Regions from separate parts of the Homo sapiens genome. Here region 2 is linked to region 1. A link is a contact called in ENCODE Hi-C or POLR2A ChIA-PET data. All regions are on one chromosome and are shown on one strand. The core of a region is the stretch at or near the end of the contact, and the rest is flanking DNA. Distances in the headings are between cores, read along the strand shown. Region 1 has its middle 18 kb from the start of ADRB2. Region 2 has its middle 96 kb from the start of MIR584.

Region 1 (3,165 bases), core at 509-3,008:
GAGCAAGCAGTTCTGGTGAGACAGGCAGAAGTTGCCAGTCCCCTAAAAGCCTAGCTCCATAACTGGCAGCCTCACTTTCACTGAATTCACTGGACGTAGCAGTCACAGGTCAGACCACATTCGAGGAGGTGGAAGAATAAACTCCACTTCTTGATGGGGCAATGGCATGTGCATGAAGGATACAAGGAATCCAGGATGGTTATCTTGGAGACAAGCCTTTATACAATCCCCATTCTACAGATGAAGGGACCAAGGTTAATAGACACACTTTCCCAAGATCATACAGTCAGCAGCAAGTGGCAGAATTGGGATGCAAATCCAGGTCTATCTGACTTCAAAACATCCTGTCTTTAGTTACTGTCATGTTCCTTTCACAGGATAGGATGGGGCCATGAGAAAAGTCCTCAGCTGTGAGTCCTGGGTTCTGATCCCTGCACTGCCTCCAATTTGCATGTGACAATTATAAGCCACTTCCCACCTGTGGGCCTCAGGCTTCTCATCTGTGCAGGGAGAATTGGACTCCTGGGTCTTGCATGGCAGTCCCAGCTTTAGGATTCTGGGGTTTTGAGGGTCTGTGCTGCATCCTCAGGGCTTGTTGGTCACTGACCTGCTGCTTCACTCAGCATGTCAGCCGAGTGAAGCATATCAGCATGTCAGAGCCCTCCAAGGGGCAGTAGCCTCTGTTCTTCCTCTTTCCCTTCCCTCTTAGCAACACTCTGCTTTGCTCCCGTGGCTGCTCTGTTTACCCAGTCTCTCCTCCATTTTCCAGTAACCAGTAAGAAGTACTTTAGGTCTCTCCTCCTCAACAGGCTCCCCTGAGTGGCTGATTTTAATCTTGACTCTGAACTTCACAGAGGCTGAGACCAACATCTTTTTATGAGTCAGTGCATATCAGTATTTGCTGAGCTTTGCAAATAATTGGCAGCTCAAGAGTGAATTGAAGGATCATTCATATAAGCAATTGCATGTTCTTGTTTTGTTCAAACCAACAAACTATACACACAACTGCAGACCGTTGAGGACAGCAATTGTGTCTGAATTACTCACCATTGTATCAACAGCACCTTGCAAAGTGACTGACCCAGAAGAGGTAATCAAATTGTTACACTTTTTGGTTGCATTGGCAAAATTTATTTAAATCCCTGACATTTGAATCTTTAAATATTAGTTTTACGGTTCAATTCACCCGCGAAAATATTTGAGTGCAATTTTCCTCTTTTGTCTATTCTATTATAGTTACTGATAATTTTTCTCCTTATTGGTTTTTGCAAGTCTAATATTGTTTTTCCCTAGGAATATCCCCTTTTCCACTTAAGCCACTGAAATTTAAACTTCCCTTCAGGCCTTTTCCTTTTCTTTTCTGGCTCAGCTAAAAGGTAAAATAAATCAGTAACAGAGATTGAGAGTCAGAAACCATATATTCTAGACCTGTTTCTCCTACTACCTCTGTGATATTTCTCAAATTCTTTCCTCACTAAGGACCTGTTTCCCTGTTTGTATTAAGAAAGGGTTGGTATGTCAGTGGATATTTTTCAGCAATGGAAGATTTGCACAAATACAAATTTACGCAGAAGCAGGATACAGAAAGCAGCCAGAAGTGGAGCAGCACCAGCCGGGGTGGGGACCAAGACCTCCCACCCTCCTTGGTGTCTGTCTGCCTTTGAGGTCCCTCTGCCAAAGTGGCGCTCTGCTGAGCAAAGTAATCCCTCAGGGCACTCCAACTCTGAGACAGAATGATTTATAGCCCTGTTAATCCACCAGGCTGTCAAAAACGGCCACATCAGCAGACATACACAGAGACATGCAGTCACATACACTCAGGACAAAAAATAAGCCCCAGAAACTGCTTGAGCAAGCTCAGGCTTTTCTCTAGCACCTTCCTCATTTGTTCAAGTTTTTGCCATCTTTATTTTCATTTCCTGGTTTCTTCTCACATCCTTCCTCTTTTCCCCTCCAAGTTACTAAAAATTCTAACAATTTCTACTTTTACTTCTTTGCTGTTATCTGCGGCACATCGTTGCCCCACCCCCACTCTTGGTCGCTATAGTCACAGATTTATTATTGAGTTTGTTAACTTTTGCTTCTCAATTTCTCCACCCAAAAAAAGAGGAGATGAAGGAAAGGACTCTTGTGGCCATGACACTATATTCAAGAAATCTGTGGAGCATTAGTTTTGATTTTCGGTTTTGTTTTTACTGAATTGCACTTTTTAATAGTAGTCATAGTAAAAACTCAAACAAAACAGGTGAGTACCAAAATGAAAGTAAAAGTATACTGTCGGGGCCGCTCCACAGGTCCCATGCCCCAGTCCCTAGTCCCCTATGTTATATATACGTTGTTAATTGCTTCTACTTTCCAAAATATGTTTGTGAATATAAACACGTGTTACTTATACTAAAAGGCGATATTTTACGTAGTTTTGTTTCAACCTTTCTTACTTCATATCTGGGAGATCTTTATGTACCAGCATATATATCTAGTTCATTCTTTGAACTACAGCATAAAATGTCATTGTACATTAGACTAATTTATTGAATTTATATACACATATTCCTATGGTGAGCATTTATGTTGGATAGATGCCACATACAACTGTTTGTTTACACAAATGGAGACATGCTACTCACACTTGTACAATTCACTTTTTTACTTCTTGATGTATTTTAAATATTGCTTCAGATCAGCTGGCACAGAGCCACCTTTCTAAAAAAATAATAGACTTCCAGCCTGAGCAATATGGTGAAACCCCATCTCTACAAAAAATACAAAATTAGCTGGATGCAGTGGTCCCAGCTACTCAGGAGGCTGAGGTGGAAGGATCACTTTAGCCGGGAGGCAAAGGTTGCAGTGAGTCAAGATCTCACCACTGCACTCCAGCCTGGTGACAGAGTGAGACCCTGTCTCAAATAATAATAATATTAGACTTTATTTTTTAAAGCAGAGGTTCACAGTAAAACTGAGTAGAAAATACAGAGATTTTCCTTACACTCACTGCCCTCACACACACACACCCACACACACACAGCCTTCCCTACTAGCAACATCCCACACCAAAGAGGTATATTTGTTACAATCGACGAACCTATACAGTCAAATCATAATCATCCAAACTCCACAGTTTATGTTAAGGTTCATTCTTGATGTACATGCCAAGGGTTTTGACAA
Region 2 (3,148 bases), core at 289-2,788, 160 kb after region 1:
TCTTTCCCCATGGATATGGCAGGCAAGGGAAAAATAAAAGGAAACCGACTGCCCTGACACTAAAACTGACGTTGTATGGCCTCATAATAACCCAGGCCTGGAAAACAATAGACCACCAACTTCCCCTCTCATTTTGGTGGATTATAAATAAAGCCTGGAGGGAAAGTAATGAAATTAGTTTAAGAACAGTGATAGGATTCCTCTGGCCAGGTGCAGTGGCTCACGCCTGTAATCCCAGCACTTTGGGAGGCCGAGGCGGGCGGATCACAAGGTCAGGAGATCGAGACCATCCTGGCTAACACGGTGAAACCCCGTCTCTACTAAAAATACAAAAAATTAGCTGGGTGCTGTGGCGGGCGCCTGTAGTCCCAGCTACTTGGGAGGCTGAGGCAGGAGAAGGGTGTGAACCCGGGAGGCAGAGCTTGCAGTGAGCCGAGATAGTGCCACTGCAGTCTGGCCTGGGCGAAAGAGCCAGACTCTGTCTCAAAAAAAAAAAAAAAAGGATTCCTCTGAAAGCAGAAAACCTTTATTTAGAAAATACCTTGTGGGCCATTCTGTAGTGAAAAGTCAGCCCTCTGCCCATAGTCTAGATCTGAGCTCGGCAAACATTTTCTCTAAAGGGCCACATAATAAATACTGTAGAATTTTCAGGCAATATGGCCCCTGCCACAACTACTCTACTCTGGGTAGTATAGGCAATGACAATGTGTCAACAAATGAGTGTGGCTGCATTCCAGTAAAACTTTATTTTTTTAATTTTTCACTTTTTACTTTTGAGAAGGAGTCTCACTCTGTCACCCAGGCCGGAGTGCAGTGGCATGATCTCAGCTCACTGCAACCTCCATCTCCCGGGTTCAAGCGATTCTCCTGCCTCAGCCTCCCGAGTAGCTGGGACTACAGGCATGCTCCCTTCCCACTTTCCCCTGTTTGTCACCCCACTTCTCAACCGCTCCCTGATTTTTGTATTTTTAGTAGAGATGGGGTTTCACCATGATGGTCAGGCTAGTCTCGAACTCCTGACCTCGTGATCCACCCGCCTCGGCCTCCCAAAGTGCTGGGATTACAGGCATGAGCCACCATGCCCGGCCATAAAACTTTATTTATAGAAACAGGTGGAGGGCCACATTTGGCCCACGGACAGCAGTTTGCCAACCCTGGTTCTACATGACAAGTTACGTAAGACAACAACCTAAGCCAAGGGACTCAAACTCTAGTGCCCATGGGGCTGGAGAGGTAAAGAAGTAAAGCAGGCTGGGTGGGGACTGTGACATGTGGAGAACATATGACTCATGGAAAGGAGGCAGTTGCAAAAACCAATGTAATAAGACCCTCCAGTATTTTAGGAAAACCAGAAATGCAAATATTAAGGGCATCTTCTCATTTTTAAATATTGGCACGCATTCAAAATTTTAAACCTGGTGCAGACCTAATTGAAAAAAAAAATCTGGGGGCCAGCACAGTTTAGCGGCAGCCAGTGTGTGTCCTCTGGCCCAGATCACCCTTCCTGAGCAATGTGCTATGACAACGGAGTACACATGACACATTTGAGTGGCATGATCCAGGAAACTTAGCCCAACGCCAGTCTGACCTATTGCTAATGGAATGCATAACTGCCGCCGTCCTGCCCAGTGGCCGGGCATGTGGGAGACCATTCGCATGCATGACTGCAATGAGCTGCACGTGCACAGCTACTCCAAGTCTGGACCGTAATTCTCTCCCTGCCTCACTAGTCTTCTGCTTTCTATAAGCAGTGTTGGCATAATCAGTGCCCTGTGACATCAGATGCCATGTAATATTCATCATACGGACCCTCCTGACATACTTCAGAGAAGCAATGAGATCATATGAAAGGGACTTAACAAGCCATGAAACCACACAGACATCAAATGGATTGGTTTCTGGCTTCCCCAGCCCCAAGCATAAATTCAAATCTTCCAATAATGAGTATATTCTTTAGAGAGATCCAAAAAACCCCAGAAGCATGACAAACAGGACAGACACAAAGCAGAAGGACTCTCAACCAGATTTCCTCCTGGTACAAAGGCCCTTAAGCTGTGTCCAACGCTGCCCTGCGGAAGCCCAGGCGCCACTGAAAGGCCCCGGGCTGCAGACAGCTCAGCTTGGGACATTCTGTCCTTGGCTGTATTTCAGCCTGTGTTCTCACCTGTTCACTGACTTCTTTGCCTCTCCCTCCAGTTCCTGTAAATCTACAGCATCCTCAGTATTTGCCTTGAGCTTCTCTCTCACTTGGTTCAGCTCTATACCTTCCTGCCTTCTGCCCTATTTGCCTAGGTCCTCCACTTCAAAGGTTGCACTGACCTGCCTTTTCTGATGTCTCTGGACATGCTCCACCTTCAGACCCTCAGCTCCACCGAGACCACCAGCATCAGGCTCCAGCCCATCCTGTGCAAGGCCTCCCCTTTTTTAAGGAGCTAGTTTGATGTCTGCTCATCTTACCAAGGGCCCTACACCCACATCCATAACTTGCTAGTGAAGACATCAACCTAGGTGCCACCTATTTGGGTCGCAAAGATTCCCTCTCACCTCATCTCTGAAGATCACTGAAAACCACTCTTTTGATTCCCTCAGCTATATATTGGGGGTGGAGAAAGGGAGGGATGAGAGAAAGAAAGAGAGAGAGAAAAAAACAATGCAAACTTCCTACCACAAATGATGTTCACCCCATGTCCACTGAATCCTATTCTGTTCAAATTGGGTGCTGAGCCAGCAGTTTTCTAATGGCTCCTCAAGTCTTGTGATTTTTTTCAGGTTTTTCAGGGACCCAGGTAGGAGGGTTAAGGGGGATGCTGCATATCAGAGGTGACTTCAGCAGAACAGCTCCATCGGATCTGTTTTGTATACCATAGTCCTGCATGAAACTATTGTTTGAAAAACTTATTCCACCACTAAAAAATTAAAATTTCTGTGTTAGCCACTGTGACCAGGAGCAGATGGAGCAAGGCAAGCTCCCTTACTGAAGAAGCCCATAGGATAAACTTGAGGTAAGCAATATTTTTGGCATAGGGCAATTTGGAAAGTATTGGGCTAAATTTTTGTTTATAATGAAAAGTAACTTATTGAGTCTCACATTAGGTGTGTCTGTTCCCACAATTTAAGTTATCTACTTTGTTGAATAGAAGAATAACAT

What was found. A loop is a pair of places that touch in the nucleus more often than their neighbours do. ChIA-PET counts read pairs that join two places held with the same protein, here RNA polymerase II (POLR2A). Pooled maps may share reads with other maps.
Region 2: a loop to region 1 is called in a map of heart right ventricle, with 2.9 times the contacts of the local background. The contact joins two enhancer-like sites. A Hi-C loop is called at or near these places in 5 of 168 maps with a recorded cell type or tissue (CD4-positive, alpha-beta T cell, PC-9, heart left ventricle and 1 more), 2 of 37 single-sample maps with no recorded cell type and 4 of 50 pooled maps. POLR2A ChIA-PET finds 5 or more read pairs at or near these places in 4 of 52 experiments (B cell, HEK293, OCI-LY7 and 1 more).

What each region holds. Positions count from the first base shown.
Region 1 is chr5:148,807,278-148,810,442 of GRCh38, forward strand. No RefSeq gene overlaps it. Among named protein-coding and RNA genes, the nearest start is that of ADRB2, 18 kb to the right of the region's middle. RefSeq lists a silencer at 1,796-1,875 and enhancers at 2,166-2,215, 2,266-2,315. Within about 2 kb of position 1,759, at least 13 of the 41 ENCODE cell types and tissues checked have a DNase peak (open chromatin) inside an H3K27ac peak, as active enhancers do.
Region 2 is chr5:148,964,418-148,967,565 of GRCh38, forward strand. No RefSeq gene overlaps it. Among named protein-coding and RNA genes, the nearest start is that of MIR584, 96 kb to the right of the region's middle. Within about 2 kb of position 1,539, at least 20 of the 41 ENCODE cell types and tissues checked have a DNase peak (open chromatin) inside an H3K27ac peak, as active enhancers do.